2 separate regions of the Homo sapiens genome follow, and region 1 is linked to region 2. The links are chromatin loops, found by intact Hi-C in ENCODE. Cell type or tissue: HCT116. All regions are shown on one strand. Each heading gives the region's core, and the rest is flanking DNA. Links, peaks and the distances in the headings are about the cores only. Region 1 overlaps SRRM4 (serine/arginine repetitive matrix 4). Region 2 overlaps CCDC60 (coiled-coil domain containing 60).

Region 1 (15,139 bases), core at 6,998-9,497, 390 kb after region 2:
TTAGAATAGTATCATTTTCCACTCAGTGACAAAGGAGAAATCACTGTCCTTGTCCTTTGCTTTGATTAAGGAAATTAGAGTGGGAATAAGGGAGCAGGTTCTGGTGGGAGTATATGTAAGCCATGCTTCTCCTTCTTCCTTGAGGGAATGGGGATGGTGTAATGCCTACCCATCCCTCTCATGAAAAAAGATATTGTGAGTTATTTCTCACCTTTGCATATGGGGCACAGTATTTTCCCACCTGTGTGCTTTTTGCAGTGGTGGCCTTCTTCGTTGTCCCTTTCTGTCTCTAAGATCCCTGCTATTTTCCTGCTCCTTTTTATGGAGCAATTCTCACTGTGTGTCCTCACCATAATCCCTCCTGCTATGTTGAAACCCCAGGCAAAGTGTCTATCAGCTATAACTTGGCAAGTCCAGTGTTTCTCTCATCTTGCCTATAGCCTGGGATCACCGATTCAAATTTATTTTCCTTCAAGGCCTTTTCTTCCAAAAAGTCTCTCCTGCATGTGCAGCCCACTGTTGTCTCTCCTCCCGAATTTGTGGTGCATTTATATCTGGGGACAGCATGGTACAATAAACACAGCATGGACTTTGGAGCCAGGGTGACCCAGGTTCAAATCCTGGCTCTGGAATTTGTCCATTGTAGGTATGTACAGATGAGTTGCTGTACTAGTCCATTTTCATGCTGCTGATAAAGATATACCTGAGCCTGAGGAATTTACAAAAGAAAGAGGCTTAATGCACTCAAGTTCTGTGTGGCTGGGGAGGCCTCACAATCATGGCAGAGGTGAAAGGCATGTCTCACATGGCGGCAGACAAGAGAAGAGAACTTGTGCAGGGGAACTGCCCTTTATAAAACCATCAGATCTTGTGAGGCTTATTCACTATCATGAGACTAGCACGAAAAGACCTGCCCCCATGATTCAATTACCTCTCACAGGGTCCCTCCCACAATACATGGGAATTGTGGGAGCTGCAATTCAAGATGAGATTTGGGTGGGGACACAGTCAAACCATATCAGCTGCCTATACTAAGCCACTTTTCACATCTGTTCAATGGGGGTAGTCACCCTTCCTTCACAGAGTTATTTTAAGGCATTGGCTCTCAAAATGTGATTCCCTAGAACAAATATCATCTGAGAACTTGTTAGAAATGCAAATCCTAAGACCACCACCCCAAATCTGCTGGAAAGTCTAGGGGTGGTGCCCAGCAATCTGTGCTTTAACAAGCCTTCCAGGTGATTCCGATTCATGCTGAAGTTTGAGACCCACTAAGTATTAGCAACAACACGTGCAAAGCACCTGCATGCATATGTTTAAGAATCTTTGCTATTATTATCCTGTGCATACTCCACTCGGGTTGATGCTGTCTTGCATTAATTAATCTCTATATGGGGATGCAAAAGACCACAGTGGTTATAAAAGTACAGGCCCCGAAGTCAGACTCAGACTGCTCTAAATTCCATTTATACCAGCTTTGTGGTCTCGGGAGGGTTCATATCCTTTATGTGTCTACATACCTGTAATATGGAGACAGGGATCATAATAATAAATACTCTGTTGTTTGTTGTGGGGAGTAAAGCCTAATAAGACATGTAGAATACTTGCCCACTGTCTAGTGTATAATAAGTGCCCCCCCAGGTTATCTATTATTATAGTCTCCAATTGTGTTCATCTCACCTCAGTTATAACATAAACTCTTCATGAGCAGGGCTGATATGTAGCTCATTTGCATCATGCAGGGTATACAGCAAAGGCACAATGAGTGCTTGTAGATCTGACTCATTGTGCCATATATTAATATCTTAAAAGATAAGATTACTAGCATTCTCATGGTCAGGTGACTTGAGTTGACATCACGAAGGAAAATTGCCATTGAAAAAGGGACGTGACCTTTCAGGAAGACTAGGATTTTGTCCCTCCGCTGCCACCTACCCATTCTGTGACTTTAAGATTCCATTTCTTTGTCTATAAAACAGGGGTGATACTTTATATGAGTTTAGAAACAGAAAGCCCTAACTCACATTGGTGCAAACCATAGAGAAATACAGGATCACAATTCCCAGGAGTCTGGTTGGGTGGGTGGGTGATCCAGTGTTGGTTTAGTTGGTGCTCCATGATGTCATTTGGGGCCCATCTTTTTTTCTCTCCTGTTCTTGATGGAGAGCTGTGCTCTCAGCTGCTCCCCTTGGGATTCCAAGATGCCAGGCAGTCCCAGACATCACTCCCAGACATCAGCGTCCAGAGGAATAAAGGAAGCATCTAAATGTGACTCCTTCTTGAGAAGGAGAAATTTTTCCCCAAAGCCTCTTGAGCAGACTTCTCCCATTCCTAAAACATTTGCAGGTGTGAGAATGGGATTACCATGATTAGTTTACACTGATCACCCGAGGTGTTGTGGATAAACTGGGGGTTCTCCAATGCTATGCCTAGAACAAAATTTAAAGGATCATTGTGGGCCTGGCAAAGTGGCTCATGCCTGTAATCCCAGCACTTTGGGAGGCTGAGGTGGGTGGATCACTTGAGGTCAGCCTGGCTAACCTCTGTTGAAACCCTGTCTCTACAAAAAAAACAAAAATTAGCCGGGTGAGGTGGTGCACGCTGGTAATCCCAGCTACTCGAGAGGCTGAGGCACGAGAATCACTTGAACCTGGGAGGCGGAGGTTGTGGTGAGCCAACGTCGCGCCATTGCACTCTAGCTGGGGCAACAGAGTGAGAGTCCATCTCAAAAATAAATAAATAAATAAAAATTAAAATTAAAAACATTAATTAATTTAGAAAAAGGATATTTGTGGTGATAAAATGAGATCACTGTACATACACTGTGTCTAGCACACAAGTGACACTTATAGATGTGGCCCTTGTCCTCTGTTACTTCCTCTTTGAGTCCTTTTTCTTACCGCTCACATACAGGAACCAAGTTCTGTGCATTTTGCCTCCTTAATATAACTTCAAATTGTCCATTTCTCTATGTGATCCTGTCACCTTCCAAGTCTAGGTCAATATTATCTCTTTCCTGAACCTCTCCAGCAGCTCCACCTCACATTTCTTTTTTAATTTCATTATTGAACCCTTCCTACTTATCTCCTCCACAGCCACAGAGTGATTTTTTTCATGACATAAATTGCTTAAAATCTTCTGTGGCTTTCCATTCTCTCTAGAATAAAACCAAACCCAGATGTGGTGGCCATGAGAATCTACCGCCCAGATCTTCAACCACAGAGGGCACCAGGACCTCCAATGTGGAGCCCTGACCTTGTGGAAGATCAAACCTCCCACAGGTTGCTTCCAGCCAATGGCTCGGTGGCCGTGACTCTAAGGCAGGGACACATAGGACTCCACTGATGGCCAACTTTGGTTTAAGGGCTTCCAAAGTGCCTTGCCAAACCTTTCTCAAACTGCACAGCAGGCTAAGATGCTTTTGCCCAATCTTTCTTTCTCCCCTTTTTCCTTGGCTCAAGGTCTGATCATTTTCATGGAGGTCTGATGCTTTCTAAGCCTCCCTCCCCATTTCTCCTTTGGGCAGTTCCCCTAGTAAAATCCGTATATGAGACCGGCACAGTGGCTCATGCCTGTGATCCCAGCACTTTGGGAGGCCAAGGCAGGTGGATCACCTGAGGTCGGGAGTTTGAGACCAGCCTGACCAACATGGGGAAACCCTGTCTGTACTAAAAATACAAAATTAGCTGGTCATGGTGGCACATGCCTGTAATCCCAGCTACTCGGGAGGCTGAGGCAGGAGAATCACTTGAACCCGGGAGGCAGAGGTTGCGGTGAGCCAAGATCATGCCATTGCCCTCCAGCCTGGGCAACAAGAGTGAAACTCAGTCTCAAGAACAAACAAACAAACAAACAAAAAAAAAAACTCCATATATGAGCAGTCTTATCTTGACACCCACATCTAAGCAGGCCTGGATTAACAAACCTCCATGATCTGGACTCTGCCTGACTGTCCAGCCTCATGTCCCATGCATACTCCTTGCACCATATATTCCAGCCCCCCTGAAATGCAGACAGCCTCCCCTTACATACTGGTGTTTGCACTGCCCGATCCTCTGCCCCAATACCATTGCCCCCTACACTCCATGTTTGGCTAACATCTCAATGTAAATGTTCTTTCTCCTGGAATTGTTTATTCTCCCTTTCCCTACACACAAATACACACACACACACACCCTAATGCACACCCACCAGGGTTACGTGTCTCTGCACTGAATGCCCAGAACACTCTTCCAACCTCCATCAAAGCACCCATCCATCTATGCTGCAATTTCTGACTTGAGTGCTTCCCCACATAGCATGAGGCTCTATGTAGGGCAGCACCGTATCCTCTCACTCCCCATTTGTCCAGTCCCCAGAACAGGCCCTGGCACACAGTGAGCGCTTATGGCCCAGTGGTCTCCTTCTCCTCCTACTGTCGCCATACATGGCTAGGGAGACACAGAGAGTCCTTGTTTTTCAGGATAGAGTGTCCTGAAAAACACTCATGTTACACTCACTCCCAGCATCAGCCTGGGTTGGACGTAAAGGGATTGGAAAAGATCCTAAGGCACTAAGATCAAGCTTAAGAGGCCTGGCTAGCCTGGCCATCCTTGGGTTTAGACAGGAGCAGTTCTTAGCCCCAGGGAAGCTCAGTTTAAATGCACATCAATCATGCTCTGGAGAAACCTGGATTAAAAGATCAAAGCTGACAAGCTGCCTGTTAGGGGAGGGGGCACCCAGGACATACAGGAGATACGCTGAGTAGAATAGACACAGAGAATGGGCTTATGAGGAGCAGGGCTTCTATGTGTGTGTGTTGCTGAGTTACACAAAGGGGCCCAGCCGAGGGGGCTTGCAGGGGCTGAAACCCAGCCCACATTCCCTCTGCCATCCTGCGTGCAGTGGCAGTGAGACTGCATCAGCTAGAATTCAACAACACAGAGAGAGCACCTTTGGTAACTACACAGAGATACGCTGCAAGGTAGCAGTGAGCTTGGGTGAGGACAGGCTGGACTCGGGAAAAACTTGGAGCTGGGGGTCAGCAGAGTTTGAGTTCTGGCCCTTGTCAGCCTCAACATGTTGGATGACTTCGGGCAGAGCACCTCCTTCTTGGGGCTTCAGGTACAATTTTTGAGCCCCCATGATGGGCCAGGAGCTGGGTTTAGACACTGCATATATAGCTGAGGACAAGAGAGAAAGTCAAACAGTCCTCTTGAAATACATGAATAGATGGGGAAAGTAGGCATTCAACAAATAATCACATAAATAAATAAAAATAAATGTGATAGGTAACATGCAGAAAAGCCAAGAGTACAATGAGAGAGAATTACAGGAAGGGTCTCATCTGCAAGAAGAGAAAGTCTTGTTAAGGTCAAAGCATGAGAAGGAGTTAATTAAAATGCGGGGTGTAGGGGAAGGGGTAAGTAAAATATTTGGCTGAGGAACAGTATTTATCTATTGGAATACGTATTGAGCACCTATTATATGTTGGGTCTGAAACAATGAAGACAAAGAAAGGGCTCATTGAGGCAGGAACAAAGAAATGGGAGGGAAAATGGGATGAGTTTATGTAGAAGGTGGAGGCAGTGACCAGATCATTCAAGACCTTGGATAGCAAGATAAGAATTTGGAGTTTTCTCCTGAGAGTAATGAAAAGATGTTGGAAGGTTTTAAGCAGCTGTGTGACATAATCTGGTTTGCATGTTGGGAAGGTCACACTGGCTGCTTTCAGGAGACCAGAGCCTGATGGTAAGGACTGCTCAAGCTCTGCTTGCCTAGGACACAACTAACAGCCCTTAGCCATGTGACTGGAGACCTGCAACCTCTTTCTTTATCATTTGGCTCTTGATAGGGATCAAAGGAATTGCTGTGTCTTTTGGGAGCTTGGCTTCCATAGTCACCCTCACCTAAGGGAAACTAGGTCGAGGAGGAAGAAAGGATAAACAGAACTAACTGTCCCTCTCAGGTACTAAGCTGTTCCCAGTGCTCACCTCTATGCAAAATCACCCAGTTTCATCTCCATTTTGTGACCCAGGGATTAGTTCATGGTTTCTAATTTGTCACTGAGACACACCATTATCCACCCAGCAGATACTTTCTTCTGCAAAGGGAGCAAGGAATTGCTAACCACTATCCTGCTCCTGTTCAAGCATTTGGATTGGGGGAAAGACAGTGTACCTCATCAGAGGAGTCTGAGCTCTCAGCCCCAGAGAATGAATTGATGGAAGCCAACCATGGAAAGTACATTCTTCTTACCGTGACAGGTGTAGGTAAAAGTACGGAGTATAATTCTGGGGGGCTTCAAGAGAGGGCTTTGTTTGTTCTCAAAAAGACACAAAAAGAGATGCTCTGCTCATTGTGTCTTCATGCAATGGCTGGAGACACTGCAGCCCTCTTGCAGTGGTGAGGGGAAACATCATTAACACCCTGAGAATGGCAGAGCCAAATCTGAAGTCTAGTTGAGTTGCTCAATTAACCAACTCTGCCTCTGGACTTCTATGAAGTAGGAGAATGCATTTCCCTGATTATTATGTTTTCTGAAAACTGCAGCTGAAAAAACTTCAATTGATAAAGGTTCTCTGGGCCTCAGTTTGAGACATATGTGACCATGCTCAGTTTGAGATATATGTGATAATGCTGAGATATATGTGACCATGTGACAAAACTTCACAATCCCTCTGCAAATGTTAGATAATATATGACTAGAAACTCAGCTCCAGGGTACATGAAATCTATGTCTAGTAAAGCTTCCTTCCTTCACATCAGGTAGACAGTCAACTAACATTGCAGTCAGGAAGTTCTTCTTGGCATCTGGCTTACATTTCTATTGCTGCTTTGTGGATTATTTGTGCTGATTTGTGGATGTGAAGGAAGGCTGGTGGAGATCATCTCTTTGCCTTAAATCACTACCTAGAATTTTGGCCCCACCGGGTAATAACCATGGTTGTGACTGAATCCTTAGCATCTAGACCAGTGCTGAGCACAGAGTGGGTCTTGACAAAAGGTTTTTGTTTGTTTGAAGTAACCAAAAAATGTGAAATCATCGGAGTCAAGTGTAGGCTTGTCTATCAGAGAAAGAAAATAAGCATTCTCCTCTTTCTTTTTTTTAAATTTTATTTTATTTTAAATTTTATTAAATTTTATTTTAAGTTCCAGGATACGGGCAGAATGTGCAGGTTTGTTACATAGGTAACAGGTGGTTTGCTGCACCTATCAACCCATCACCTAGGTATTAAGCCCCACATGCATTAACTATTTATCCTGATGCTTTGCCCTCCCCCACCAACAGGCCCCAATGTGTGTTGTTCCCCTCCCTGTGTCAAGGATCTAGAACAAGAAATACCATTTGACCCAGCAATCCCATTACTGGGTATATACCCAAAGGAATATAAATCATTCTATTATAAAGTTACATGCACATGTATGTTTATTGCAGCACTATTTACAATAGCAAAGACATAGAATCAACCCAAACGCCCATCAATGATAGACTAGATAAAGAAAATGTAATACATATATACCATGGAATACTATGCAGCCACAAAAAGGAACGAGACCATGTCTTTGGCAGAGACATGGATGAAGTTGGAAGCCTCATCCTCAGCAAGCATTCTTCTCTTTCAATGAAGTCGCAAGCACATCTATTTCTGCTAACTTTAGTTCAGGGGTGGGGTCCCTAGTGGGAGGGGACAAAAGCTGGACTTTTCAGCCATTTATGAGAAGGCACCTCCTCAAAATGCACATCTGGCAATAATGACCACTGGGGGTAGTTGGTGCACACTGGTGTGCACACAGACATCTTGGGTCCTTGGAAAGTTCTAGTTTGCTCAAGTTCCTGCCTGCCTATCTGACTCAAGGAGTCCTATGTGTTCTTATTCTCTGAACCCCTACCCTGATGAAAGCTCAGCCTTCCATAGCTTCAAGTCAGCCAATCTCTTCTGTTAGTCATTCTGCCTCTTTTCCATGTGGTTTTATCTTCTGCCTTGAACTACAGGTTTCATCTCTTCTGAGACACTATGACCATAGGATCACTTCTTTTTTTTCCTTAAGTAAACTTTTAAATAAACTAGAATATACTTACAGAAGAGTGTCCAAATGATCAAGGTAGAACTGCATCAATTTCTACCAGATTGCAAAACAGAATATTCCCAGTCTCCAGAAGCACCCCCTCACCCTTCTCACACTCACTTCCAGTGATTCTCTCACCTCCTTTCCCTGACTTACCTGACGTCTAGATGTGTTTTGTCTGGGTTTTGAGGAAACTAAGGCTCAGAAAGAGGAATCACAGGTCAAGTCACCCAGAGAACCAGCAGAACACAGCGCCTCCCCCCACCGTCTCTAGGAATCACTTTCCCGCTGCCTCTACAGCGCCCTCTACGGGCGAGAAGGCATCTCCTTTTCCTGTCTACCCATTAGGGCTATTCTCTCGTTGGAAGAGAACACACCCTCTCCCAGCTTTCTTTGTAAAAGTCCTTCCTCATTCTGGGTTCCAAATAAAATCCTCTTTATTTCCCCAGCTCTTTCCTTTCTGTGATTTTGATATAAAACCTCTCGCCAGCCCCTCTTGTAATTACCACGGAAAGAAATCTCATCTATTTTGAGCGATTCATTTGCGCTTTCACACCGGGCCTGTCTTTAACACACACGTGAATGATCCTCTTCAGGACAGCCTGCTGGCTCTGAGCTACACCTTTTCAACGCCACCAGCTCCGACTCACTCCCCCTCCGTCAGGACTCTTATCCTTTTCACGATTTCATTCCTTGCGCTGTTTGAAATGGATCATTCTACCCAGACAGTTACTGATAAGACGAATAGCTCCTCCCTGCCCGGGGCCACTGGGTTTACCAACACTTGGATGTAAGCATCTTCTACAAGGATTTAATTCAGATATTTAGACAACAGATTTTTATCTACCATACTGGTCGTATTGCCTTTTAGTACGGTGAGCATAATCAATGGGCTATTTAATGAGGAGGCAGGTGAGAGGGTCTGTGTATGTTGGGTACAGGGAAATAAAATAGCAAGGACAAATAACACACTTTGCAACCTTGAGAGTGTGACTTCCCCCTTCTGGGCTTCAGGGTCCCATCAGTATGATAAAGGGGATGTGAACTAAGTCAGAGAGGGGAGAACTTGTGGGGGCCCCATGCAGCACCACCACCCTGGTGGTGCAATTTTTGATGCGCACGAGGATGCCCTGTTGAGAAGGAAAGTGAGGGCTGGAGTTTACCCTACTCCATTGACCACACTGTGCCACCCAGAGAAAGCAAATCTCTTCCCTAATTCATACAAAGGTGCTGTACGGTTAAGCAGCAGCCTGGGTGCTGTTGCATGTGTGTGATTTTTTTTTGGGGGGGGGGGGAGCGGGGGGAACTGTCCAGAGCTTTCCAGCTTCTCAAAGCATCTAAGTTCCCATGAAGGCTTCAAAGCCAGTAGTTTATGAGATCTCTCAGGCTTCCCTGCCACTCTGTAAGTTTTCTTGGTGTTTCCTTTCCCTTCAAACATCCTCCTTCTACCTCTCAAGTGATCAATAACCACAGAGCCCTACTCCTCAAATAAAATAGCAGGAAAGGGGATGTTGGGCTGGGCAATGGTTTCATTTCTTAGAGAAGCAGTTTAATCCCAGGGAGCCCGTGGCAGGATGTTCATGAGCAGAGAAGGGAGTTCTTATGAAGGGTAGTGTAGGTTAGGGTAGCAAGTTAATAAACTATGTAATTTCAGAAGGTAACAGGGTGCATGAGCAGTTGCCAACAGAGAAGGCAAGAAGGAACTGCTGTTGTCTGAGGTGTCAGGCTGAGAGCAAAAAATTAAAACAAACACAGCTGGAGTGAGTGGGTGGAGGGGAAATGCTTGAGGGGGGGAATTCAAGCCCTGGGAAGCTTCAGGGAGTTACTAAAATCCCCTTACTACCCATGTTGACTAGAGGAAATGAGGCAGCAGGCTCAGATTTGTAGGCAGCCCCCATCTGCCGAACACCCATTATTTCAACCCGGGGGATGGTTGACGTGTCTTTGATTAGGATTTGATTGTTCACATTGCACAAAGGATTTGGGGCTCAACTTTTTAAAGCCTCCATTAAATATTTAAGTAGCTGGCCCCCAGAGCATTTGAATTAGAATTTGATTTATGACACATTGATTTACACATCACGTTTACCGATCAGATCCTCTCTGCAGGGAAGGTGGCATTGTGGCAAGGAGATTCAGTCTGTCAGCTTTGGGGAGCAGACCAGGAAGGTTATGAAGGGTTGGGGACCATACCTGTCATTCTGGAGCAGTTCAGTTCTGGGAAAGTTCCCTGTGATAAATCTCTTTCTTTTCACTTGAGCTTCATTAAGTTTGAGATTTTTGCAACCAAATTATTCTGAAGGAGATTCACAAATTTCAGCCACTCCTGGGGGTGAGTGATTGCAGATTTGATTCCCTAGAATTTTCAGTGGGGTCTTTATGATTCCTAGGGTACTTGACAGTAGGGGTACCCTACTTTTTAAAAAACTGAGGATACAAAATTTCTAACTTACAACAAAACAAATTAGGTAGAGTAATTCTTTCCATTACTCTAGGGTACCAGGCATTGGATTCTTTCTAAATACGAGTGGCCACCCAGCATTCTCAATTAAATCCATTTCTTCCTGTTCTTTTTCTTCAGGTATCTGAACAAATGCTTTTCTCTCTACCTCTCTCTTTTCTGTTTTTCTTGTAATAATTGCAATAGCTGTAGAGTTTTGAACTCATACTACATCCTAACACTGAAACTGTGACCCAAAGAGTTAAAGAAACCAATGACTAACAAAAAAATTCTTGAGTTTGCAAGATGACAGTTAAGAAAAGGAACAACTTGCTGAAACACTGAAACTTCCTTTATTAATGAGATTAAAAAAATGGCTGAAGTCAGTTGGAACCAAGATGGCCAACTGAAGTCGATGCTGAATTTCCTCAGCATGTTTCATACTAATTCCCCTCAAATTTGCACAAGGAATCCATGAAATAGCACACAGAGATAACTGTGCATGCCCAAGGACTTTCCAAAACCCCCCTTTTCTTCCACCAATCACCTACTCGTTTCAGAATCTATCCTCATAGACTTTTCTAATGCAAATATTGCCTTAAAGCCAGCACAGAGAGACAGATTTGAGTTTGACTCCTGTCTCCTTGGGAGTTGACTTTCAATGTAAAGCTTTTCTTTTCTCAAAAACCCAGTGTCATAGTACTGGCTCATAGCACATGGCGGCAGTGAGCCCCTTTTGCTTGACAACAACTCTGTGTCAAGCCTTTTATTGACATTGTTTTATTTAATATTCACAATGATCCTGCTAAATTATTCTGCCTCACGTTAGTGATGAGGAAGTTGGGGTTCAGATGGGTTAACTAACCTGCCCAAGTCAACATATCCCATATGTGGCAGAGTCAGGATTGAACTCAGGTCAGCCTGAATTTAGAAGATGGGCAGCGTGGAGCTACCAGATTGCAGGTGGGTGGGAGCAGATAAGCTGAGAGGAGTGAGGCAGAATGAGTTCACTGTGGTGTAATGAGCCTAAAGAAGGTTCAAAGTGAGTGAGGGAGGGTCTCTGCTAGAGCAAAGATGAGACGGACCCCTCCCCAAAGGATGCCACAAACCTTCACTCTCGACTGCCCCCGCAATGGACTCCACTCTTTCTTTGTTATTCCTCTTCTAGTCCCCAAGATATTAGTCTTCCACTTTCATCTGCATAGCCACACCACCCACGTCTCCTCCCCTGCTCCCACTCCTGCCACCCCCTTACACTCTTCCCCAGCCTCCTGCTGCTTCCCATCTTCCTCAGCCCAGGGAATGCAGCAGCCATCTGCCCGCTTAGTATATGCTGAGTCTTCAGCCCAGACACACAAGCCCACAGTCTTGAGGGGGCTTAGTCAAAGCTCCAGAGGTAAATATCCAGAAAGAAGGAAATGCCTAGTCCAAGCAAATGGGATGCTGATGTGCCTTTCCAGGCATAGCATCCGGGAATTTTAGAACTGGAAGAAATTATAAATGTGTGTCAGTTTCAAGATGGGAACAGTAAAGTCCAAAAAGGGAGAGTGACTTTTCTACCACGATGCACTTGATGGGTTTCATTCATTCACTCATCCAAGGAAGACTTATCAATCAGCTACCCTGTGCCAATCATAGAAGCTGGAGATTAAAAATGGAATAAAACAACCTCAGGGGATTTATAGACTAGGCTGTGGTGATATGAACTCCATCTTAAAAAGTCTTATAATCCATGCGGATATTAAAGTTTGCTGTTTATTTAACAAGCATGATAGTACTTTTCATATTCCAGACCCCATAGTATTTACAAATATCATCTCATTTAATTATCACAACAATACTATGAAGTAGGTGGTATTTAATCCCCATTCTACAGATGAGAAAACTGAGGTGCAGAAACATGAAGTGACTGGTCTAAGGTTGCACAGCCAGGAACTGGCAGAGCTGGGGTTCAGAGTCAGCGTGCCTTGTCTGCAGTATGCTACCCTGTCATTCCCAAGCACTTCCATAGCATGATATTGTAAAGGAAAAATGAAAACTACCAATAAGCCCCTCAAAACATAGTAAAAGAGGTAAAAATACAAACAAACAATGCAAAGTCAGAATTAAGAAAAAGTAAATGGCACTCAGTGGCCAAGGTGATGGAGGAGAATATGGAACAGGGATCTGCAAGGTCTAACCTTTCCCAGGGTAACGAGTGTTGAACCATAAATTTGTATTTGAGTCTCCTGGTAGACAAAGGGAAAATACAAAGTCTATGTTATATGGTTTTCATAATTCTTGATTAGAAATTGGGCTGGGGAAATGCAGCAGTCTATTTTTTCTTTTTCTTTTTCTTTTTTTTTTTTTTAATTACATCGTATTGAATTCTGAACTCTGGAGGGCAAAAACCACACTTTGCTCATTTCCAGGAAGAGTCCCCCTCATAGAGTGTGATGTGAAAGGTGGTTACTGAATGGGGCTGGGGGGATTGTGTTCATTTCCTAGGACTACCATAATAAGGTACCACATGCTGAGTGGCTTAAAACAACTGACATACATTCTCTCACAGTTATGGAGGCTAGAAATCCAAAATCAAGGTGTTGTTAGGACCACGCTTCCCCCAAAGACTCTAGAAAAAGATTCTGTTTTGCTTCTTCCAGCTTCTGGTGGCTCTGGCATTCCTAGGTTTGTGGCAGCATCATTCCAACCTCTGCCTTCACCTTCATCTTCCCTGTGCATCTGTGTCTTCTCCCCTCATCATAAGGATACCAGTTGTATTGGATTAAGTGCTCATCCTATTCTTGTGTGACCTCATCTTAACTAATGACATCCACAGTGACGCAGTTTCCAAATAAGATCGCATTCAAAGGTTCTTGGTGGGCATGAATATGCAAGGCGTGTATTTACATGGTCTGATGACCACTACAGGTCATCAGAGATGGCCTTCCCAAGAGCACAATAATTGTGCTGAAATATGAAGAATGAGGAGGACTTGACCATGCAGAAATCAGGGGGAAGGACAGTCCAGGGTGAAGTGCGAGGACTCTAAGCCTGGGATGAGGATAGTGTGTCTGAGGAATTTGCGTATTGTTTGTTATAGCAAAAATCCTGAAAACAACCTGATTGATTACAAATCAATAGGATATTGATTAAATAAATGATGCATCTATACAATCAAATACAATGCAGCCATTAAAAAAATAACAGGGTAGTTCTAAATGCAGTCATATATTTTAAAAATTCAAAATACAAAGTTAAGAAGAAAAGGCAAGAGCATGTAGAAGGGTGAGTGAGGGCCAAAAGAGGAAGGAAAGTAGGGGCTGGGGCTTTGACAGGAGCTTGGGGTTTTATTCAGAGCACAGCAGCACAGATTTTGAGCAGAGGAGTGATATGGAACTGGTTTGGTTTATAATTGATCACTGTAGCTATTGCATGCAGCGCAGCTTGGAGGGGAGTAAGCAATGTCAATAGCAGTGGGGTTTATGAAAGATGGTCCCTGTAAGTCTGGTTGAAGAGGTGATGGCTGCTCTGACTAGTTCTCTAGCACTGGAGATGGAGAAAAAGGGATTCTGGCTTTATTTATAAGTGATAGACCTGCTGGCGGATTGATTACATGCTGGGGAGGCAGAGGAGGATGCTGGACTCCTCAGTGTCATACTGTCTCCATATCTACCTGCGGCTGCCATTTTTCACTCAACAAACACCTTGGTCAACTTCTCATATCCACACCTGTAGTTCAGCCTCATTCATTTTGACTGCTTCATTGCATTCCATCTTATTGGCAGATCACAATCGAGTATTTATTAATTCCCCTTTTGTTGGATACTTAAGTTGTTTCTAATTTCTCACAATTACAGCAATGCTGCCATAAACATCAATCCAATCACTCAATTCTTCCACAAATTTCTTGAACAGCATTTGGGCACATGTGAGGGTTTCTCCAAGCTAGAAGGGGTGTAGTTGGGTTGCAGGGTACTTTCGCTTTAACAGAATTGTATGTAATCATAAGATATTCCCATGGTTTCAGGGGCCAGGGATGAGCTGGTCTCTTATGAAGCAGAAAAAGCCATCCCCTCCCAACCCTCTGAAGCTAAACAGCCCCAGAGGAGCCCACTGTACCTCCCTTCTTACCTCCTCACTTCCTGTGCCTTCCTAAATTTAAAAATTGCAGGGTTCCTGTAGGCCATATGCTACCTTGTGTCTACTCTTTAAAAACATGGAGTGGCATTTTGGGAATGGGGATCAGGTTGCCAACTGCAGCTTGGATCTGGGAAATAGCCCAAGCCTCCTTGCAGACAGTTTTTCTTTCCTCTAATACCTGCCTTCCTTTGAACCCAGGTCCAGCAGGAGGAGAGATTAGAGCATCATACCTGTTCTGACTCATAGCTCTCCATCTGTTACAGCAAGTCATTCTTGGTAGAGAGGTGGGGGGTGGGGATCGGGGAAGGAGATAAAATCCCGTTTTAATTCCTATCCCTTCTCCAAAAGCTACCTATAATTTTTTTTGTCTGTTCTAAATCTCTGTACTCATCGGAAACAAACAGAAAGTTTGAGGCAACACATATGACAGAAGAATAATTCCTTTAATATGCAAAGAGCTCTTACAAATTAAAAAAAAGAATAATCAAATTCTATTAAACGGATGAAAGACATGAAAAGGTAATCATA
Region 2 (15,139 bases), core at 8,378-10,877:
GGAGAAAATAAAAACCAAGCAAAACCCCATCACCATCTGATACGGTTTGGATCTGTGTCTCCACCCAAATCTCATGTTGAAATGTAATTCCTAATGCTGGAGGTGGGTCCTTGTGGGAGGTGATTGGATCATGGGGGTGGTTTCTCATGGGTTAACACCATGCCCCCTTGGTGCTGTCCTTTCAATAGTGATTTCTTGTGAGATCTGGTTGTTTAAAAGTTTGTGGCACCTCCCCCATCTCCCTCTTGGTCCTGCTCCTGCCATGTAAGACGCCTGCTCACACTTTGCCTTCTGCCATGAGTAAAAGCTCCCTGAGGCCTCCCCAGGACCAGATGCCAGCATCATGCTTCCTGTGCAGCCTGCGAAACTGTGAGCCAATTAAACCTCTTTTCTGTATAAATTACCCAGTCTCAGGTATTTCTTTGGAGCAGTGTGAGAATGGACTAATACACCGTCTCTGCAGATATCCTTTGTTTGGTGCTCTGTGATGACTCCCAACCTGGTTGCATAAAAGCCATCTTGGGGACAGTTGATTTTGATTTTCTGTCTTTGCTTCCCTTGGATGTGCCATTGGCTTCAGAGCTTTCAGTGTTTCCATTGCTCTGCAGAGCACCGGTGATGACTCCGTTCTTTGTTTCCTAGAAAACAAAGTCAAGTCTCTGCCCTGCCCACCTTTCCTACAGCATGTGTGAACAGCATCCTTTCTCTTATCGACCCAATGAGTTTTTGAGAGCAAGATCGTCAGAAACACCATGTGATGTCGTGTAATGTACCAGGTTAAAAGGTGGTAAATGGAGGTGGGGTTCTGGGAGGGATGGAGCACGCATGGACTAACAGTGGACTCTTAGATGGGGATGGTTTTCTTGGCAGATATACTCACATTTAATATTCATGTGCTGGGGCTGTTTAAATAGTAGCATCGGGAAGTGGTGTGGTTTAACCTGACAGCTGAGAAGTGAAGTGTGGCAAGAATGGATGGAAAGACGTTTGCTGTCAGAAAGACCTAGGTTTGAGTCCTGGCCCTGTCACTCAGGAGTTCAGTGACCTTGAGTGAGGTAACTTTACTCCCCAGTCTCAGTTTCCCCATCTGTGAAATGGAACTAATGCCAGTCCTACCAGAACTAATGCCAATCCCCATCTGTGAAATGGGACTAATGCCAATCTCCTATGTGCTCTGCACTGTCCCAAGTGCATTCTTATATGAAATAGATGAGTCCATTGAGTCCTTGCCATATTATTATTCCCATTCTATAGGACAGCAAATAGAGGCTTAAAAAGGTGAAACTGACTTGCTATTAAGTGGCAAAGCCTGGATTTGAACTCATGGTCAAGTGACATTGACGACTGTGTTCTTATTCACTACTCCATTCTGCACCCCCATCCCACTTTGCCCTATTTTGCATAGTGGGAACTACCTGAGGGGTAGCGGTTGCTAGCTATTGATTTACAGATACTACCTCCAAAACTCTTCCACTGAATTTTGTTAGATTTCATCATAAAGAATTTAATATGGCAGAAAATCAGAATGATTTGTTGGAGGTCATGGCCGGAAAGCCAATTTTCTAAATATCTGTTGTTCTCTGTGTTTTATGAAAGAATGTTCTGAACTCATCTTTGTTATTCCTTAAAACATGATCTACTTCCTAGAATAAGATGAAGATGGAAGTGAATTCCTGTTAAATGTGCCCGGGCTGATACAGACATCAGGGAAACAGCTGGGATGCTCCGTCGAGGGGTGAGCGGGGAAGGGAGGCTGAAAAGACAGCACTGAGAAGCGAGCTTGCTGATTAACAAATTTCAGACTCATTATGGAGAAGCTGTAAAGAACAGAGTAGGCGGGATCATGGCAGGAGTACACACATGAACCCGGAGACCTTAGCTTGCACACGGATGTTTAAGTTTTTGGTGGTTTTAATATTTTATTTTTTATTTTTGTGGGTACATAATAAGTGCATATATTTACGGAATACATGAGTTGTTTTGATACAGGCATGTAATGTGAAATAAGCACATCATGGAGAATGGGGCATCTATCCCCTCAAGCATTTATCCTTTGAGTTACAAACAATCCAATTATACTCTTAGTCATTTAAAAAGTGAGTTATTATTGACTATAGTCAACCTGTTGTGCTATCAAATAGCAGGTCTTATTCATTCTTTCTATTTTTTTGGTACCCGTTAGCCATTCCCACCTTCTGCCCCCCATCCCCCACTATCCTTCCCAGCCTCTAATAACCATCCTTCTACTACCTATGTCCATTAGTTCAATTGTTTTGATTTGTAGATCCCACAAATAAGTGAGAACATGTGATGTTTGTCTTTCTGTGTCTGGCTTGTTTCACTTAACACACTTAACATAATGATCTCCAGTTCCATCCATGTTGTTGCAAATAACTGGATCTCACTCTTTTTTTTGTAGCTGAATAATACTCCATTTTGGTGGTTTTATGGTGTTGATAGGCAGTTCCTTTTGGGGAGAGTGAGGTATTTTTTTTGTCATAAGAATGTAAGATGTGTACCTACCCACATAGAGATACCCAGAATTAGTGACCTCATCCACACACAGATCCTTCAAACTGAAATAGGAAATATACTATAGAATTACTTAACAGGCCGGGCATGGTGGCTTATACCTGTAATCTCAGCACTTTGGGAGGCCGAGGCGGGTGGATCACGAGGTCAGGAGTTCGAGACCATCCCGGCTAACACGGTGAAACCCTATCTCTACTAAAAATACAAAAAATTACCCAGGTGTGGTGGTGGGTGCCTGTAGTCCCAGCTACTCGGGAGGCTGAGGCAGGAGAATGGCGTGAACCCAGGAGGCGGAGGTTGCAGTGAGCCGAGATCGTGCCACTGCACTCCAGCCTGGGGCGACAGAGCGAGACTCTGTCTCCAAAAAAAAAAAAAAAAAAAAAAAGAATTATTTAACATCTCTCCTTGTTGAAGACAGGTTGCATCTTTTATAGGAAATTTTGATTGTCAGGGAGAGGTGGTAGAAGGAGAGACTGTCATCTGGGGAGACGAGCAAGTCCTCTACTGAGAACTTAGGGGAGACAAAGCAGCAGGAGTCCTCTGGGAAGAAGAGGAGAAGGAACAATGATCCCTGGGAAGGAAGCTTCTGATACTCAGCACATGGTACAGGGCCTGGCTCTGCATTCTTTCTGTCATTGCTGAATGAATGAGAAGATGAATGCATCACAGTCTCAAGGTTTAACCCCACAGGTTAATGATTCGTTACAAAGGAAACGAGATACCCATATAACGGTGAGGTCTGGCGGACACCACTTTAACCATCATGGCTATGCTTAGCATCACCAATGACAGGACAAACTCTTATCAGGTGAACCTGAAGTGATGCACTGGGAAGGGCACAGCATCGCCTACATGGTTACATCACCTACATACATGTCCTGCCCCAGAGGTCCAATCTGAATCTAATCATGAGAAAGCAATCAGAAAAATAAAAAGTGAAGGTCATTTTACAAAATAGGTGATCTGGACTCTTAAAAGATGTCAATGTCTGTGTCTGTTGGGGCCTCTGGGAAGCAGACACGGAGAAAGGACTACAAAATGCTCATTGCGGGTAAGCCCATGAAAGAGAAAAGGAGGAGGAAGTGGGATTTGGCAGGGGAGCCCTAGACCATGATGCAGATCTGACAGAGTCCAGCCAATGCAACAGGGAGATCCAGAGCAAAGATTGCTTGATTGAGCCCAAGCACAAGGCAGAAATGGCCAGTGCCCACTGATGGGGAATTTCTGGGGAAGCTTCTGACTTCCGCTGCATGAAAGCTGCTGTGGATGCTGGCGGTGTCAACAGCTGGAGAGTCTCAGCTACCTGTGCCGCCTGCTGGCAAGTTCTTTCTTGGAGAGAAGTCCAAGGGATACACCTCTTTGTATTCTAACAATGTCATAAAAGAGGAAGAAGGCAGAAGATCTGTTTCTCTAGGACACCAAGGGGACACAACAACTAAATGAAATGCATGGTCCCTTGATTGAATGCTGGACTGGAGACAAGGCTATAAAGGGCATGACTGGGATAACTAGGGACATCTGCACATGAACTTTATGTTAGATAACAGCATTGGGGCTCACGCCTGTAATCCCAGCACTTTGGGAGGTTGAGGTGGGTGGATCACCTGAGGTCAGGAGTTGGAGACCAGCCTGACCAACATGGTGAAATCCTGTCTCTATTGAAAATACAAAAATTAGCTGGGCGTGGTGGCGTGCACCTGTAGTCCCAGCTACTCAGGAGGCTGAGGCAGGAGAATCACTTGACCCCAGGAGGCAGAGGCTGCAGTGAACTGAGATTGCGCCACTGCACTCCAGCCTGGGGAACAGAGTGAGACCCCATCTCAAAAAAAAAAAAAAAAAAAAAAAAAAAAAAAAAAAAAAAAAAAAAAGAAAGAAAGAAAAGGAAAAAGAAAGAAAAAGATAATAGCACTGGGTTAATGTGAAATTTCTGTGTTAACTGTATTGTGACTATGAAGGAGAATGTCCTTCGGTAATACATGCTGAAGTGTTTAGGTGTGAAGTGTCTGTAACTGACTTTCAAGAGGCTCAGCTTAAAAAATTGTAAATATACACACATATTATATATATAGTACATACATACATATATACACACATGTATGCATACATACATACATATGAAAAATATGGAAACATGTTAAAAACATGACAAAAAGATAACATTGTGAATTTAAGTTAAGGGTATTTGACTGCCTGTTGTACTATTTTTGCAAACTTTCTGTAGGTTTGGAATCTTCTACAATCTTTTACAAGTTAGGGAAAAAATATGAAGTGACTGAAACCCCAGTTTCAGGTTTTCCTTTGCTGCAGTTAATTTGCTTGGGTCTTCCGTAAATGTCAGTGAAGCAGGACTGCCTTATGGAAGCCGTGCTTTGGGAATAAAGGAAGGGTCTGGGCTTCTTGCTGACATTCAGGGTGGGAGCTTGGATGAAGTTGGGAAACAAAGGTAGGACCCATGCCCCTGAGGCTGGAGAAATTGTGGCCCAGCAGAACCTACAAGTCACCACCTGTCATAGTTTTTTGGTTGATTTGTTTGTTTTGGCTAAGTGTTGAGGCCCTGGCTATGTCAGTACCTCTTCTTGAGGACTTAATTAAGGTCACACCTTAACCACTTCCTTTACTGGGCTCTCTGGGGCCACTATGCACCTGCTCAGGACCAGGTACTAGTTAAATAACTAGGGGGACAGAGCCTGATTGTATCTAATAGAGCAGAAGTAACTCCATAAAAGGAAATTGGGTGCTCTGGGAAGGAGGATTGTATGCCTGCCTGTCAGCCAAAAGCCAATAAAAGAGATAAAGTAAGAGAAAAAGGAAAAAGGGGGGTAGAAAGAAAAATCTTGCTGATGTATTCCAAAAAGTAAAGATAAACCATTTCCTCCTCCAGGCAACATCCCAGGCTGGTTAACAAGATCTCTCTTCCTCAGGATGACTGAAGTTTGGGACCAAATCGCTATTTGTTGTGGGGGATTTTCTTGTACATCATACAATGTAGCATCTCTCCTGCAAGTTACAACAATAAAAATGTCTCCAGACATTGCCAAGTGTCCTCTGGGAAGCAGAATCACCCTCAATTGAGAACACTACTGAGTTAAACTTTGATGAGGGGAGGGGTGGGAATGTTCTTTTTTTCTTTTTTTTAGACAGAGTTTCGCTCTTGTTGCCCAGGCTGGAGTGCAATGGCGCGATCTTGGCTCACTGCAACTTCTGCCTCCAGGTTTAAGCAATTCTCCTGCCTCAGCCTCCCAAGTAGCTAGGATTACAGGCATGTGCCACCATGCCCGAATAATTTTGTATTTTTTTGTATAGATGGGGTTTCACCATGTTGGTCAGGCTGGTCTCAAACTCCTGGCCTCAGGTGATCTGCCCATCTCAGCCTCCCAAAGTGCTGGGATTACAGGCATGAGCCACGTCGACCGGCCGGGAATCTCTTTATAAAGACTCCATTCTAAATCCTGGCCCAACCCTTGATTTGTGGGGAAATTTTTGAAAAAACTCAGGGCACCTGAAAGAAAAAGATAACCAGCAAAATAAGCATTCTATTTAATGCCATGCAATTTATCTGTTCTTCAGTCCTGCTTCAGGCTGGAGCCCTCTTCCCACCTATAGAGTTGTTTTGAAGTAAAAAAAAATCTATTGAGCTGTGTGAGGAAAGCTGTAATCAGCAGGGATTTTTTTCCCCTTCCTAAAGATTCCAATTTTTCTGTGTAAGTTCTATTTGTTCTTTGTGTAAGGGCCTCAGTAATAAAGAACTTCATTTTCTACCCTTGATGGCCATTTTGAATGTAGCTGGATATTCCTCACTGGAGTGTGTTCATGAATGAGACCTCCCTGTTTGTCCCACAGCAGACACTGCCTTATTATTATTATCATTATTATTTGAGACAGAGTCTTGCTCTTGTTTCCCAGGCTGGAGTGCAATGGTGTGATCTCGGCTCACTGTAACCTCTGCCTCCTGGGTTCAAGCAATTCTCCTGCCTCAGCCTCCTGAGTAGCTGGGATTACAGGCATGCAACACCTCGCCCGGCTAATTTGTATTTTTAGTAGAGATGGGTTTCTCCATGTTGGTCAGGCTGGTCTCGAACTCCTGACCTCAGGTGATCCGCCTGCCTTGGCCTCCTAGAATGCTGGGATTACAGGCGTGAACCACTACGCCTCGCCAACACTGCCTTATTTAATCCTCATGCCAACCCTATAAGGAATCCTTATTCCTGTTTTCCTGGAAAGGAAACCCAGTATCTGAGAGGTTAAGTCAATTATTCAAGGTCACAGAGACAGGAAGTGGGAGAGCTCAGTACCCTCCAATCCTTGATACCCTCCCCTCCCCTTATCTAATCCAGGGATCAGCAAACTACAGCCTGCAGCTGGCTTTTGTATATTACAGTTTTATTGGGCACAGTCACACCCATGTGCTTATTACTGTCTGTGGATGTTTTCCTGTTATAACAGCGAAGTTTAGTAGTTATTTCAGAGGCTGCACAGCCTAGAATGTTACCATCTGGCCCTTTCCAGAAAAAGTTTACTAAGCCCTGAGCTAATTTACCAAGTTGTTGACTTTGCTTCCTAGAGAGCTCTCCAGTCTTTTCCCTCCATTGTCTTCCCACCAGTGTCATTCCCACGCTGCTGCAAGCCACCTGGACAACAGACACAGCCTCCGATGACCTCTCTCCTCCATTCTTGTTTTCCTTGTCCATTGTCCACATAGCTGACCCTTCCAAAATGCACACCCAATCCCATGACTCCATTGCCTAAAATTTTCCTTATTGTTTTTAGACTAAAGTCCAAAATCCTTGATGGGAACTACACAGCTCTGTGATCTAGCTCCTGCCTTCAGTGTGATCTTGCATTGCTCCACTGTCCTGATCTCTATGGTCTAGCCAGTGAGCCTCCCTTAAGTGTCTTGCTCATTCTGATCACAGGGTCTTTGCACCTGCTGCCCTTTTTTCCTAGGATGCTTTTGTGCTATCAGTTCACTTTCAATTTGTTAGCTGTGGTTTATCCTTTAACTCTTTGCTGTGATGCATTCCTTGGTCTCTGTAAGCCTGGCAGGCTGTCATATAAGGATGCACAGGTTGGACGCTGCACAACTCTGGAGAGATACACTATTTGCATTTTAGTCTAAGTGAATGGAATCTCCCTTTAATCAGTGAGTGGAAAAAAAGGTGAGGCTAAGTCACCGAAACTGACAAATTATTGAAGAATTGCTACACATCAGCACTGTGCTAAGCATTTTGCATTATCAATCTCATTTACTTCTTCCAACAAACCAATGAGATGGTTATTAAAAAATAACTGTCCCTTTTACAGAAGGAGAAATGGAAGAATAGATGAAGTTGTTCAAGGTTACACAATTGGTCAGTGGTCAGAACCAGGATGAGAACCCTGGTCTTCCTGCATTTAAAACTAGGTTTCAGGCCAGGTGTGGTGGCTCATGCCTGTAATCCCAGAACTTTGGGAGGGCAAGATGGATCAGTTGAGGCCAGGCGTTTGAGACCAGCCTGGGCAACATAGTGAGACCTCTCTCTCTACAAAAAACAAAACAATTAGCTGGACATGGTGGCATGCACCTGTAGCCCTTGCTACTCAGGAGGCTGAGGCAGGAGGATCACTTAAGCTCGAGAGTTTGAGGTTGTGGTGAGCTATGATTGCACCATTGCACTCCAGCCTGGGCAACAGAGTAAAACTCTGTCTCTAAAAACAAAACAAAATGAAATAAAAACAAAAACCAAAACAAGACAAAAAACTTGAGTCCTCAGCCATTAAGCCTCCCTGAAAATTCAGTCTTCCCATCCTTTGAACTGGAAGGAAAGACATTATTCCACTATTTTCTTTCTTAAATCCTTCCTGTTTTTAAAGAAGGGTTTGCTGAGAAGGAAGGTGAGTATGAAGAGGGTTGAGGGAGACACACAGTGAGGATGGCTCCAGCTAATAAAGACAAGAGTGGCCGGGCGTGGTGGCTCACACCTGTAATCCCAGCACTTTGGGAGGTTGCGGCAGGCAGATCTCTTGAGGTCAGGAGTTAGAGACCGGCTTGGCCAACACGGTGAAATCCCCTCTCTTCTACAAAGAAAAGAAGTAGCTGGGTGTGGTGGTGCGTGCCTGTAATCCCAGCTACTTGGGAGGCTGAGGGAGAAGAATCGCTTGAACCCAGGAGGCAGGGGTTGTGGTTAGCCAAGATCGCACCACTGCACTCCAGCCTGGGTGACAGAGTGAGATACCATCTAAAAAAAAGCAAACCAGAGTGATAGACAGTGCAGGGTTAGGAGGGGGCCTGGGAGAAGAGGTGAGGGAGGGGGAACTGACATCCAGAAAAGAACCCACAAGCAGCTAAAGGACTGTATTATTGTTTTTTCCTGTGTGAGGTGCAATGTAACCTTCTCCCTCTCTTCTGTGAACCCTTCAGTAAAATCCCCATTACGCACTGGCACATATGGAGTGGGGACTGCTCTCTGAGGGGCTTGAGGAGCCAGGCCCCAAGGTGGGCTGGGGGAGCAGAGGTGGACAAGGGACGGATTCAGGAGAAAAGAATGTGGAGTCGGAATCCCCTCTCCATGCACCACACCTGCGTGACCCGAAGAAAGTCATCTCTTGTGTACCTCCGGGCTCCCACCTGGCACTGCCTAATCTTCATGCAGGGGCCATGAGGATGCTGAGAGGCCCACTTGGTACACAGGGCTTTGTGAACCAAAACAAGCCAAGGAAATGTCACTATTACTCTCACTATACCAGGAGTACCTGTAGTTTATACACATTGAATCAATTATGAGCTATGAATGAAAAATATAACTTGTGTGAGATCACGAAAATGTTCCCCCCGCGATGCCTTAAGGGCCGAGCAAGACTGTCAGTGACCCGATGGTCAGCAAAAGTAGCGATGCAGCGATATAACAGTAGGTGGCGCTAGATGCCATAGCTTTCAATCAAGTCCTGGTTTCTTTTAATCTCTTTCTCTGCCTCCCTCTTCTCTCACTTGATTGAAATGGAAATTGGCTGCCAGCATCAATGAGCCCCCAGCAGCCCTGAGACTGAGCTGGCATGCCAACAGCCAATGTGTTATCCACCCAGTTAAAAAAATTAATCAAATGCATTAATCTCATAAGCTCTTTTGAAAGACTAGGTATGAGGGGCCAGCAGTCCAGCTGTCAGACCCTGGGAGCTAATGGGAATCTGTACGATGGGCTAGCGGCTGCTGTTCAAAGTCCTGGAGGAGCTTCAGGAAACAGGAGCCCCGGGATGTGACAACCACTCTATTCTGTATCGTGAACCTTGCAAATGGCGTGTCTGGAAATGCGGGAGGCTTGAGATGGCAAATGGGCTCCAATCTGAGCGCTAGCTTCAATCTACCCACGAGTAGTCATTCTGTCTGGAGTGTCCTCCAGTCCAGTCTTATCAGAAGAAGTATCTGTGATTGATTAGCAATGTCTGCCACAGACCCAGTAAGGAACAGCAGCATCAATGTGCCCCATTACCATTCCTGCATGGGGGGGTGGGGGGGGGTGGGGGGCTTTACCTGTCTTTTCTCATTAAATATTCACAGCCACTCCAAAAGTTGATAGCATGATTATCTCTATTTTCTGATTAAGAGAACCGAGACCCAGAGAAGTTAAATAACTTGCCAGAGGTCACCCAGCGAGTGAGTGAGGGCTAGAACCAGAAGTTTAAACGTATCCTGTTGGCTGCAGGGCTCTGTTTATTGCATATTACACCACAGTTTACTTCCTTTCTTGGAAATGAAAAAATTTATTTGGCAATTCATCCTGGATAAATGAAACAAAGAGTGACCTAAGAAAGTATCCTTTCATATTGCCAATGTCCTGATAAGAAGGATGTGTGTTGGTGGTTAAGCCCCCAAGTGGCTTCCATCCGTTTTCTCTCTCCCTGGAAGAAGATAAAGTTGACATCTCTGCAACAATCAAGTGAACCCCCTGAAGGTCCAAAGAAACACAGCCTCCCATTGGCTAATAACTTTTAACCTCATTTTTTTTTTTTAATGTGAAGAGCAGAAGCAGAGCTGAGCTTAAGCCACTGGTGAAAGAGAAAAGAGCCAAGATTCAGGAGAGCTGCTTGGGGCTGGATGAAGCTTGACTCTTGGGCTGAGCTTTAGTGTGACACCAGAGATGCTGGGATATGAATTCTACAATGCTGTCCCCTGGATGCCATTCGATGGAAATTTACATGGATTACCTTTTGAGGCTCAGTGAGGGGCAAGAGCAGCTCACATATTTCTTAAATATCTATTAGGAGTTAGAAAATATCTGAGGATGTGGTGCTGAACAAGGGGCCATCCTTTCCTCAGGGATCTGGTGGTCTAGTAGGAGACACTTAACTACAATGTAGGAAAGTGCAGGCATCAAACCGTGTGGGGGCTGGAAGGGTTGTTGGCAGCGATTCAGACTGTGCTGAACACAAAACTTGGGGGAAAGGGTGTATCGGGGCTCAGAACATGATACCCCAAAACATGGTGCCTTGGCATGCTAAGTATTTTGGATGGAAAGAGATGGGAACAGGCTCAGAAACAAGGTCTCTCTGACTTTCTTTCCACCTCTCCTCTTTCTCTCCCGAGAAGGTCATAGAAACTGGAATTTCTCACCCCCAAGGTGAGAACCAGCTCTGTCTGGTTCCTTCTGTCTGAAACACCTATAGGGCAGAAAAAGTAAAACCTTTTACCTCACCCATCACAAGGGTCTTGGATGACATCACCATAACAAAAGACATATTAATGAGAGAAAAGCATAACAATTTTTTTCTTTTTTTGAGATGGAGTCTCGCTCTGTTGCCCAGGCTGGAGTCCAGTGGTGTGATCTCGGCTCACTGCAGCCTCCGCCTCCCGGGTTCAGAACATGAACGAGGCTTTTCACCCCCAAGCTGGCTCACAGAAACTAGAATTTCGCTCTCCCAAAGCAAGCCATAAAACCTAGAAAGGCTACTGTCTGGCCTCCTCCCTTCCATCCTGATGGTTCTATGTGACATGTTTCTGGTCCCATACCTGGGGGAAAAATGTCTTACAGAGACACAGAAAAGAATCTGAACAAACATGCCTTCCTAAGCACACCTCCCCTTAGGTTTACTACCTTTAGATAACACCCCTTTTTGTCCAATCACGTTTCTCTACAACTATCCACTCTTCTCATCAGACTTAGCATAAAAACACAGTTTTCCCTTGGTCTTTGGGTCTCCATTTCTGAAGGCTCCCATGTTATGTAAAACTTCGGTTAAAAAAATAAATGTGGCCGGGCGCAGTGGCTCATGCCAGTAATCCCAGCACTTTGGGAGGCTGAGGTGTGGGGATCACTTGAGGCCAGCCTAGCCAACATGGCAAAACCCTGTCTCTACTAAAAAAAAATACAAAAATTAGCTGAGTGTAGTGGTGCGTGCCTGTAGTCCCAGCTACTCAGAAGGCTGAGGCAGGAGAATTGCTTGAGCTGGGGAGGCAGAGGCTGCAGTGAGCTGAGATCGCGCCACCGCACTGCAGCCCGAGTGACAGAGCGAGACTCTGTCTCAAAAAAAATTGTTATGCTTTTCTTTCATTAATACGTCTTTTGTTATGGGGATATCATCCAAGAACTGTGATGGGTGAGGTAAAGGGTTTTACTTTTTCTGCCCTATAGGTGTTTCAGACAGAAGGAACCAGAAGGAGCTGGAATGGTTGGAATGCAGAGTATGGGATGTGTGTGTGTGCCTGTGTGTGTGTGTGTATTGGGGTGTGGTGATGAAGGTTTTCCTGATGTCACGAGGCAGGAGAGAACATTCCTGAAGCTGGTAATGCTGTTGAGAAGCCATTTCGGCAAAATCAGCTTAGGGGTGAGGGCCCAGTGAAGGACTGAAGATGGAGCACTGAGTTTTCTGTCATTTCATTTTTTATTACTTTAGTTTTTTTAAAGCAAGTAGTATTTTCAAATGGTTTAAAAAAATGTATCAAAAGGTACATCACTTTTTAAAATGTATTACTTCCACCTTGTCCTCAAACCATTCATTTCCCTCCCTGGAAATGAATAGTGTTATCAAGTTCTTGTGTATCCTTCCAGAGAGATTTGGAAACCACACACACACACACACACAGACACACACACACACACACTCTTTCCAACACTAGCATCTACCTTTCACACAAATACACATGGTAGCACTGTTTGTGTCCTGATTTCCCCTGACATAACAATGTATCTTGGAGAGCGTCAGGGTATTGAGTATCGTGGGACTATAAGGAGGCTGGAGCAGGTTGATGCCAAACTCTTGAGTCTTTGGAGCTGAATCTGGGAACAAGAGTGGTGGCTAAGAGGCTGTCATTAATGCATGGATTGGAGCTCTGAGAAGAGGATGGAATTGGAAGTTAAGGTAAGGAGTGTTGAATTAACTGTCAGAGAGGGAGGTGGGAAAAGAGGGCAGAGAGAGAGAAAGAGTGAGAAGGAGACACACAGAGAGAGGCAGACAGACAGAGACAGAGAGGGGGGCCTTGGAGGGAGGAGGGGAGAAGAGGATACTAAGATTATGAAGATTAGAAGGCCAAAGACTGACACACGGGGAAACTGTCAAGGAACACAGAGGACCAAGAAGATACGGAAAAGCCTGCCTGTTTCTGTAAATAAAGTTTTATTAGAACACAGAAAATGGATATTGAGTGAAATCCCAGTCTTCTATGTTTGCAAAATCTCAAATCATTTATCTTTTTGCATTTCTTAATTGTTTGTTGGTGTGAGGGCTGGAGTACATTTTGGGGACAATAAAGATGTCATTCATTAAGGTCTTGCTGCTGCCTAGTAGCTGCAATACCTCCTCTTCCTCATTGCAAGGGAGACCTTCAGTAGATAACCAGGCAACTTCCCAAGGTGTTACAGAAGTTCTTTTTGGCTGTCACAACTTGCTGGGGGTTGGGGGGTGGTGCATCTAGTAAGTAGATGCCCATGATGCTGCTAAACATCCTACAATATACAGGACAGTCCTTCTTCCCCCACAAAGCCGTATCAGCTCCAAACTTTCAAGAGTGCTGAGGTTGAGCAACACTGTTGCTAAGACAAGAGCTGTGTTTTTATTTTGCCTGGAGATCCCGGGGCACCCAGCACCCAGGTTGGCGATGATCAGGATCTAGGTTTTGCTTTCCCCTACACCGGAGTCTGTGGTAGGCAGCCTCTTAAGATATCCCCCATGATACCCACCTCCTGGTACTCACACTCTTGTATAATCTCCTCCCCTGGAGGTTGGGCTGAACCTAGTAACTCACTTCTAATGACTAGAACATGGCAAAAGTGATGCAATGTCCCTTCTGAGATGAGGTTACAGGATAAACATGGCTTCTGTCTTGGGCACCTGCTCTTGATCTGGGGAAAACCAGCTTCCAAGTTGTGAGCTTCTCTTTGGGAGAGGTCCACATAGCAAGAAACTTATTAGGTTGGTGCCAATGTCATTGCGGTTATTGCTATTACTCTTTGTTTTTTTTTTGAGACGGAGTCTCGCTCTGTCACCCAGGCTGGAGTGCAGTGGCCTGATCTCGGCTCACTGCAAGCTCTGCCTCCAGGTTCACACCATTCTCCTGCCTCAGCCTCCCAAGTAGCTGGGACTACAGGCGCCCGCCACCACGCCTGGCTAATTTTTTGTATTTTTTTTAGTAGAGACAGGGTTTCACCGTGTTAGCCAGGATGGTTTCGATCTCCTGACCTCGTGATCCACCCACCTCGGCCTCCCAAAGTGCTGAGATTACAGGTGTGAGCCACTGCGCCCAGCCCTTGCTATTACTTTTAAATGGCAGAAACCACAACTACGTTTGCACCAGCCTAATACATCTCTAGCCTACAGCCAGAAAGCACCTGATACCAGCCAATAGCCAAGTGTATGAGCTCAGGAGTGAGCCGTCTCCCTGTTGAGTCTTGAAATAACTGTAGGCCCAGCTGCCATCTTCAGTGTGGCCTCAGGAGATCCTGAAGCAGAGGCTCCCAGCTAAGCCATGCCTAGATTCCCGACCCACAGAGATTGTGAGATAATCAATGTTTGTTGCCTTAAGCTGCTAAGGTTTAGAGTAATTTGTCACATAGAAATATGTAACTGAAATACAGCTATACAGGAATAAACTCTCCACAAGAAACAGTTGATGATTTGGGTTACATAAACTCATTTACTTTCTCTTTAGGGGCTAGTCACAAAATTAATAGCTCTTCTTTGACTATAACAGTCTCCCCTATTGGCAAGAAAAATGTGTTGGTCTGTTTCAGGGTGTGAGCCATTAGCTGGCTCCCATATGCATTTAAAAAAAACCTTTTTATTTCTAATAAAATAAAGCAGAGAAAACCTTTTTATTTTTAATTTAATTTAATTTTTTGTCCACGGCCTGGGCATGACTTGGTTGTAAACAAGATCATTCCATAACTGAACTACCACAGGAGACAGTAGATTGTAGTATTGAAAAGCACAGACTTAATCAGACAGACTTGGTTTTAAATCCCAGCTCTGCCATTTGCTAACTGTTTGGGCAAGAGCCATAAGAAATACACCTTCTGGAGTGCCCATTTTATGGGTTAAAAAAAAGCCACTACCAAGGCATGGAGGGGCAGAGTGACTGCATATAACTACAGGGTCAGGAAATGAACCCAGTGGTGATCATTAAGTGAAGAAACTACTGGGT

The links. A loop is a pair of places that touch in the nucleus more often than their neighbours do. Peaks named below come from ENCODE experiments on the same cell type or tissue, not always from the same donor. Only the 100,000 strongest peaks of a DNase experiment are listed, where the experiment ranks them.
Region 1: a loop joins it to region 2, with 8 times the contacts of the local background. A loop is called at or near these places in 4 of 110 quality-filtered maps.

What each region holds. Positions count from the first base shown.
Region 1 is chr12:119,014,155-119,029,293 of GRCh38, reverse strand. All of the region lies in intron 1 of SRRM4 (serine/arginine repetitive matrix 4), which reads right to left. Among named protein-coding and RNA genes, the nearest start is that of SRRM4-AS1, 30 kb to the left of the region's middle. In HCT116, for the core only: a CTCF peak has its summit at 8,351 (motif pointing left); a DNase peak (open chromatin) is centred at 8,353.
Region 2 is chr12:119,407,648-119,422,786 of GRCh38, reverse strand. The region is part of intron 1 of CCDC60 (coiled-coil domain containing 60); the gene reads right to left. All of the region lies in intron 2 of PRKAB1-AS1 (PRKAB1, TMEM233 and CCDC60 antisense RNA 1), which reads left to right. Among named protein-coding and RNA genes, the nearest start is that of CCDC60, 80 kb to the right of the region's middle. In HCT116, for the core only: a CTCF peak has its summit at 9,412 (motif pointing right); a DNase peak (open chromatin) is centred at 9,396; H3K27me3 peaks cover 74 bases.